2 separate regions of the Homo sapiens genome follow, and region 2 is linked to region 1. Evidence: chromatin contacts called from ENCODE Hi-C data. All regions are on one chromosome and are shown on one strand. Each heading gives the region's core, a stretch centred on a gene start or an enhancer-like site at or near the end of the contact. The rest is flanking DNA. Distances are from core to core; before and after follow the strand shown. Region 1 overlaps PTPRG (protein tyrosine phosphatase receptor type G). Region 2 overlaps LRIG1 (leucine rich repeats and immunoglobulin like domains 1).

The links. Hi-C counts contacts between places; a loop is a spot of excess contacts on that map. Pooled maps may share reads with other maps.
Region 2: a map with no recorded cell type shows a loop between it and region 1 (9-fold over the local background). The contact joins two enhancer-like sites. A Hi-C loop is called at or near these places in 2 of 37 single-sample maps with no recorded cell type and 1 of 50 pooled maps.

Annotation. Positions count from the first base shown.
Region 1 is chr3:61,893,340-61,897,374 of GRCh38, forward strand. All of the region lies in intron 2 of PTPRG (protein tyrosine phosphatase receptor type G), which reads left to right. Among named protein-coding and RNA genes, the nearest start is that of PTPRG, 330 kb to the left of the region's middle. Within about 2 kb of position 1,777, at least 16 of the 41 ENCODE cell types and tissues checked have a DNase peak (open chromatin) inside an H3K27ac peak, as active enhancers do.
Region 2 is chr3:66,470,490-66,474,524 of GRCh38, forward strand. The region is part of intron 1 of LRIG1 (leucine rich repeats and immunoglobulin like domains 1); the gene reads right to left. Among named protein-coding and RNA genes, the nearest start is that of LRIG1, 29 kb to the right of the region's middle. RefSeq lists a silencer at 1,992-2,041. Within about 2 kb of position 2,307, at least 9 of the 41 ENCODE cell types and tissues checked have a DNase peak (open chromatin) inside an H3K27ac peak, as active enhancers do.

The DNA of each region.
Region 1 (4,035 bases), core at 527-3,026:
TAAATTGAGCCCCAGGTACTGTTAAACTAACTTAATTCTCATAAGAACCCCATAAGGTAGTCAATGTCAATATCTCTTTTTAGCATTTTGGGCAAAGTAGATCCAGAGTGATTACCCAGAGTGATTGATTATTGACTGTAGGTGGAAGAGCCCATTATCTACCGTTAGCTTTGGTAGTCTTAACCGCTATGGCGCAGCTGCCTCTGCAGTTTGGATGGCTCATACAAAAATCCACTTGAGGACTGGGTGATACTTTTTTTGGTAAGACAGGTTTTCTTTCATCTAATGAGGTATGTTTTGGAGTCTTTATGTGAAACATTTTCTTCTAAACCATGATTATTAAGGGCAGGAGCTACGTCTGTGTGTTCACCATTTTATCATCAGGCTTTCAGTGGTGTATAATAAATATTTGTTGATTGGACTTGGATTCTTGAGCGGGGGCATCCAGTTGGTATGGTTAGGGAACTTTTAAGAGAAACATTTCGTTTATGCAAACAACTCTTAAAGGATGTATCTTTCAAACATTTCTTTGGTGCTGGTCAGGTCACTTACTACTGGGCTAATAGGAGTGGTGGTTTCCTCCTTGTTAAAGTTGTCTGTTACCTGAGAGTATTTGGGACTGATAGAGAAGCTGGTGGTGGGGGTGTTATTTGCAGAGAAAGCAGCTGGCACTAAGTTTACAGGCTAATTAGAAATGGTCACGCCTCTAATCCCAGCACTGTGAGAGGCTGAGGTGGGCAGATCACTTGAGGTCAGGAGTTCAAGACCAGTCTGGTCAACATGGCAAAACCCCGTCTCTACTAAAAATGCAAAAATCAGCTGGGTGTAGTGGTGCGTGCCTGTAATCCCAGCTACTGGGAGCTGAGGCGAAAGAATTGCTTGAACCTGGAAGGTGGAGGCTGCAGTGAGCCAAGATTGTGCCACTTCACTCCAGCCCGGGCAACAGAGCAAGACTCTGTGTCAAAAAAAAAAAAAAAAAAAAAAAAAAAAAAAAAGGTCAGCTTTTATCTTATCTGGTGCTGGAGGAGTTGGAAACTATTTAAAAGAGTAACCAAATTTAATCTGAAAAAGATGGTTTACTCTGTTGGCAGCTGAGAAATAAAAAGACTGGAGTAAAAATTGGAAAGAGTTCATTAGTAATAACAAAACATTTATTTTTGGGATCCATGCTATGGTTTTTGACAGTCATCTCTTATTTATTTTCATTTTTCTAACAGCTCTTAGGGTGAAGAACAGTCATTAATTCCCCTTTACAGATAATAGAGACTTACTAAAGGTAATCGCCTAACTTAATGTCACCCAGATATTAGATATTAAGTGTCAAAACTGTGATTTCAACTTGGGCTTTATGGCTCCAGCAATGAGGCTCTTAAAACATGGTCACAAAGAAAACCTTCTTCCTTGGGATGAATCAGATTTGAGAAGATCAAGGGAGTAACAGCTACCTTTGCCCTTGGAGATCAGATCCACTTAGTAGCTCTAAGTTATTAATCTTGCTTTTATTTTTTTTTTTAATTGTATGTTAGCGATCCTTTTGTTAAATGCAATGCTAGCATCCCTCTCTGTCAGGAGTTTGAATCTCAGCACCATTGATATTTGGGGCCCCATAAGTCTTTGTTGTAGGAGGGTATCTTGTACATTGTGGAATGGTTAGCAGTATCTCTGGGCCCTCTGCCCCCATAGCTGTGACAACCAGTGTCTCCAGATGGACGTCGTTAAACATCCCCTAGGGGCAGAATGGATCCCTGATGAGAATCACTCCTCAGCAGGAAGAAGACAGCAGTAAATTATAAACAGGTAAGTGTTCTAACAGGGCTTCTGAAACTCATGCGTATGAGTCACTTCATAGCTTGTCACAGTGGTTTTTTCAAGCATTACTCTGACTTAGTTGGTCTGGCTGGGAGCCAAGGGATCTGGAAAGTGATTGATGCAGGGTGTTTCTTGGACCGTACTTTTAGGGGAAGTAGCCACAAAGAGCTGAACCTCACACCCTTTCATGTAAACTTCCTGCTTAGCAACAGAATAGAGTACCTTCATGGTTATTAAAATGCTTTTCTCCTTGTCTTTTTATTTTTTCTTAGATCTGCTGGCCTATCTTGCTAGTGATTAAGTTTACAGTTCAGCTAATCATTTGCTCCAGGTTTCCGAGCTTGTAAAATCGCATGCTGTGCATATAAATGTATAGGATTTTGACCTTAGAAACTGAGGAGCAATTATCCACATGTCTTAAGACAGAGTAGGCCACCTTTTGACTTTGAAAGTATCACCAGGAGGGCATTTTATTTTTGAAAGTCAAGTTTTGTGTTTCGAAATATGTTTGTTGGGCTTCTTGGTAGCAGTTTAAGTTTTATTGTGATTAGGGGCTGAAACAAGTGATAAAAAATGAAGTTTCCTATTTAGTGATGTGATGTCACCTGTTGCTGCAGATGAGAGTTGGTTCTCTTTAAAAATTTGAAAGTGATACCATTTATATTTCAGGATTCTCACCATGTAATTTCTCTCTTCTGGCTATCAACCTGCACTTTTTAAATTTAAATTTTTATTCAGATTGTAGGTTCACATACAGTTGTAAAAAATAATACAGAGATATCACTTATATACTTTGCCTAGTTTCCCCAAAGGTAGCATTCTGGTAAAACTATGGTATATCACAGGATATTGATATGGATATAGTCCACTGATCTTCTTCAGATTTCCTGATTTTAATTTATACTTATTATGTGCATTATGTAGGTGTGTGCATGTGTGTATAAATTCTATATAATTTTGTCATTTGCGTAGGTTCATGTATCCACTATCCCAGTCAAGATACTGAACAGTTCCAATACCATAAGGATCCCTCATGTTTCCCTTTTATAACCACGCCTACCTCCTCCCTCCTCCCATCTCTAACTCCTAGAAACCTCTAATCTGTCTTCATTTCTAAAGCTTTTGTCACTTCAAAAATGTTACATAAGTGGAATCATACAATATTTAATCTTTGCAGATTGCTTTTCTTTCACTTGGAATAATTCTCGGGAACTCATCCATTTTGTGTATATCAGTGTTTGTTCTGTTTTATTGTTGAGTAATATGCCAAGGTGTAGATGTGCCACAGTTTAACCTTTCACTTATTGAAGGATATCTGGACTGATTCCAGTTTTTGGCTATTACAGATAAAGCTGCTGGGAACATGTGTGTACAGGTTTTTCTATGAACCTACATTTTCTATTTCTCTGGAATTAATAACCAAGAGTCCAATTGCTGGGTTGTGTGGTAGTTACGTATGCAGTTTTATGAGAAATTGGCAAATGGTTTTCCAGAGTGGCTGTACCATTTTGCATTCCTGTAGCAACATATCTCTGCAGCCTTGGCAATTTTTGACATTACAATTTGATATTGATATTGATACTGATTTTTAATTTTTTACTTTAGCCTTTTGGATCACCAATGTAGTGATATCTCATTGTAGTTTGAATCTGCATTTACCTAATGGGTAATGATGTTGAACAACTTTTCCCATGCTTATTTGCTATCTGTATGTCGTCTTTGGTGAACTATTCGTGTCTTCTGCCGATTCTCTTTTCTAATTGTATTTTTTTCCTTCTTACTATTAAATTTTGAGAGGTTTTTTTTTTAATATATTCTGAATACTAGTCCTTTGTTGAATTTGTGGTGTGCAAGTATTTTTCCCAGTCTGTAACTTGTGTGTTTATCCTGTGTTATTTTGTCTTTATGAGCTTTCTTGGCAGAAAAGTTTTTAGTTTTTATTAGGCTCAGTTTATCAAATTTTCCTTTTATAGATCATGCTCTTAGTGTTCAGGTCTAAGAACACTAAGAATGTAGGGCTTAGCCCTACGTTACCAAGATTCTCTCCTATGTTTTTCTGAAAATTTTATAGTTTTACAATTGAAATTTAAATAGATGATCCATTTTGAGTTAATGTTTGTATGAGGTGTGAGGTTTAGGCTGATCTTCTCTTTTTTTTTGCCTAAGGTTTTCCAGTTACTTTGGCACCATCTGTTGAAAAGGGTATTCTTCCATTAATTTTATATC
Region 2 (4,035 bases), core at 1,057-3,556, 4.6 Mb after region 1:
AGGACCTCCTAGAAAGGAAAGGGCAAGACACAAATGGTTTTACAGCAAAGTTGAGAAGAATAGCCCCATGCTGCCAGACCCACAACCCACCAGGCGGTTAAGTCAAGGGTTATATAAACCTTAGCAAACCCCAGTGCCAGGTCCCTCACGAACATTAATCTATGGGGCCATTAAAGTTGATTTCCATAAGAACAGAGTATCGCCTTGTTCATTTACTTAAAAGTTCTGAACTAGATAATCAAGAGGCCCAATTTGTTTTCTCACCATCACTGAAGGCAGTTAGCATTTGCTTTCTATACTACCCCTTAAAATGGGAGATTCTAGGATCTTTCCTACCAAAAATCTTAGTTTGGCCAAAAAGAAACAAAATAATTAGCTATAATGGGTTTTGTTTTGTTTTACTTTAAGCAGTCTCATCTTTAGTGCAGTTTAGTACTGAGGAAAGCCCACAAATTTCCCATAATAGTCTCTTGTTAATATGGTATGTGCATCATTAACCCCTAAAGATTAATTAATTTAATTAAGAAGAGGCGCTCCAACACACCAGCTCTGCAGTTGGTGGGGACTTTACAAGCAAAAGGAATTTGGGCAGGGAATAGCTGCTGCCAGAGGCTGACCCTCCCACAGACCTGCCACAAAGGGAATATCACCATGGCCACCCCAGCAGGCAAGAGGTGCCTACAGCCACCATTTGGCTTTGCTATTAGAGAAGTGCTTTGCAGAGGCTTGGAAATGGGGAGCGGGAAGAGATGGGTCAGAAGTCTGGTCATTCAGGATCGCCTATTCTCTACTTTATCATCTCCAAAAAGAAACACTAATTCACTAACTTTCACATAGTCCTTAAGCTCTACAGGACTTGGCAAACTCATCACCTGCACAATAGCCCCCCTATCCTCACCCCATCCAGTAACAGAGCTGAATCTTTACCTCCTGGGAGCCCAGTCATTCTGCAGAACAGAGGGGGGTTGGAACCTTGGAGCCAGGTGCTCCCTGCTCCCACTGAACTCTTCCCCGAGGTGCCCTGACAGCCTAGGGCCCCAGCCGCTGCAGGGAGAGCAAAGGCTCATCCATCCCAACCAGCAGGGACGGAGGGCATGGCGGGGATGAAGGGCGGCCAGAGGTAAAACCCAGAGGTTCTCTCAGTTAAAGGATGGCAGAGGGTTCTCATAAATGAAAACCACGCTCTACTGCGGCAGAAAACGGAGACTTTTGCTTCTGGAGTACTGAAAACAAGTCAGGCAAAAGGGACAGGAAATATGGGATGGGTAAAACTGAGAAAAAGGACACATTAACCTGGTGGATACATTTGGAATCCCAGGTTCACCAAGTGCTTTGTAAAGTCCACCAAAGCTTCTCTGGTCACGGATTACTGTTTTCCTTTCCTAAAACTTCCACCTTTACCCCTCCACATCCGCCCCTGGCCCCTGCTAAATGTCCACTTTCAGGAGACTGATTAGCTTCCTATGAAACCACCAATGCAAAATCCAGGGTGTTTCTGAAAATGTGATGCAGCTTTAAAATTCACTAACTTCGGGCCAGGCGTGGTGGCTCATGCCTGTAATCCCAGCACTTTGGGAGGCCAAGGCAGGCAGACCATGAGGTCAGGAGATCAAGACCATCCTGGCTAACACGATGAAATCCCATCTCTACTAAAAATACAAAAAATTAGCCTGGCGTGGTGGTGGGCGCCTGTAGTCCCAGCTGCTGGGGAGGCTGAGGCAGGAGAATGGCGAGAACCCGGGAGGCGGAGCGTGCAGTGAGCCGAGATCACACTACTGCACTCCAGCCTGGGTGACAGAGCAAGACTCTGTCTCAAAAAAAAAAAAAAAAAAAAAAAAAAAAAACACTAACTTCGGATGGTCACAGGAAAGATGCAAACTAACAAGGAAAGCTTCTTCGACTGCCATGTGCCACACAACAGAATTGCGTAAACTTTGGCACAGTCACCACCCGTAAGTGATGCTGTGATGAATCTCCTGTTCCGATACACTGAAATGATTCACCACTTAACGGTGAGTGATTTTACACACTACACGCTCACACCTAAGGGCCCTGAGATGAACCCTGCTATCAAAGAGCAAAATACCTGTTTTAACACAGGCCCATAAAATTGCTCCTGGTCATGAGAGCAGGGTGGCCAAATTCCAAGCCTGCCTTTCCGGCAGAAGGTACAACCACGGATTTCACTGGGATAAAGTGATAAGAAAATTCTATAGCAGTGACTCTTGGTTCTTTAAGAATGAAACCTCCAATAATATATTACTTCCTCTGGGTGCGACAGACACAGATTAAAACATCAAAACAAAAAACCCCTTCCCTCCATCTGAGTCATTCATTACACACTATTCTAAACACTCTTGTCTAGGACTTTCCTAGGACCAGGAAAGGATCGGACATTTTGGGCCTTTTTAACTCTCATTTTGACAATTCACTCTCTAACATAATCCAATCAATGAAAATATTAGTACAAAAACCTCATGTTACAGAAATGTATGTCAGAAGATTAAAAAAAAAGCAAACTCAGTGGTGACTCACTTCTGGACGTGTAGTGATTAGGGGTTTTTGTTGTTTTTTAAAGAGACTGAGAAGGGCAATTTTAGGCAAATACCCTTCTGGGTTACAAAAGAGCAATGTATAGGTTTCCTATATGTCCTATTTGAAGAAGAAAATGAAAGTGGTTTGTTTTCAACAAATACATCTGCACAAACAACAGCTTACCTTAGTGCTACTGGCATCTCCTTCATTCCCCATCCACAAAAAATTTTAAGGGACAAATGACATAAGTGGGTGTAACTACCTTTCCAGGCTGGAGCTGCTTGTAAGAAAAACCCTTCCTGGGAAGCCAGAAGTTCCCCAGAGTACGGGAGTCCTCTATCAGCCTCCACTGGAACTTACACACGTCCTTTATTTTTCAACTGTGTGACATCACACCCACAGCTCACTAACATCTCTGTGAGGTCTCCTGGTGCCTGTGCAAAGCCCAAGCATCCAAAATCTATAAAGCTCATATAAAAATCCATGCTTACTTGCATTTGCCACAATGCTCGGCGTTACAAATGGATTAAGTACAAGGTTCCTTCCAATATTATTTTCTAGGTTTATCCTCTCTTTCTCAGCTGCCTCAAAACAATGCAGATCATACAAATACAGACAGCAGATCCCTGGTATTAAATCAGCCAAATTAGAAAAGCGAATTTACCCACAACTTTTCAAGAATACATCCGCTGTATTACAGGGAGGCACGCGACTATCTCTAGCTAAGTATTTTAAAGAAAACACACAGTTTTAAAAGGTCAGCCGTCTGGCCCACAGTGAAGTCACTGACTTTAATAGCTAGCTTATCGACTTGGGATCTCGTCCTGTTCACTTTTTCCACTGGGCTTCTTAAAGTTTACGTGTGTCATGAAATGCTTAGCTAAAGCCAAAAGGCTAAGTTTTTCTTTCTGCAGTACTAAGACGTCGTGAAACACTCTAAATTTAAAAGACCATCTACCACATCATTTTCCCTGTTTAGAGGCGTGGAGCAGTGATGATTTCCCTGGTTCTGGTTGTTGAAATGGCTGAGAAGACACGAAGTCAAGATTCAAAAACCACAAAGTATTTCAGCATGCATTATTGTACACAGACTATGCTGCTATTAAAACATGGAACTTCCTTTTCACTGAAATTACAAGCAGAAAATAGCAGATGCTGCATGCGACCTCCATCCTTGAACATACTAAAATTTTACTATGTCAAATGGAAAACTGGCTGTGAAAATGACTAGGCCACAACACACTTTTATTTCTTTTTTTTAAATCATTCGCCAAAGTCCCTAAAAACAATGCCTCACCTCTTCCACAAGGTCCATCTACGTTCTTTTTTTTTTTTTTTGAAATGGAGTTTCACTCTTGCCACACAGGCTGGAGTGCAATGGTGTGATCTCAGCTCACTGCAAACCCTGCCTCCCTGGTTCAAGTGATGCTCCTATCTCAGCCTCCTGAATAGCTGGGATTACAGGCGCCCGCCACTGCACCCAGCTAATTCTTGTATTTT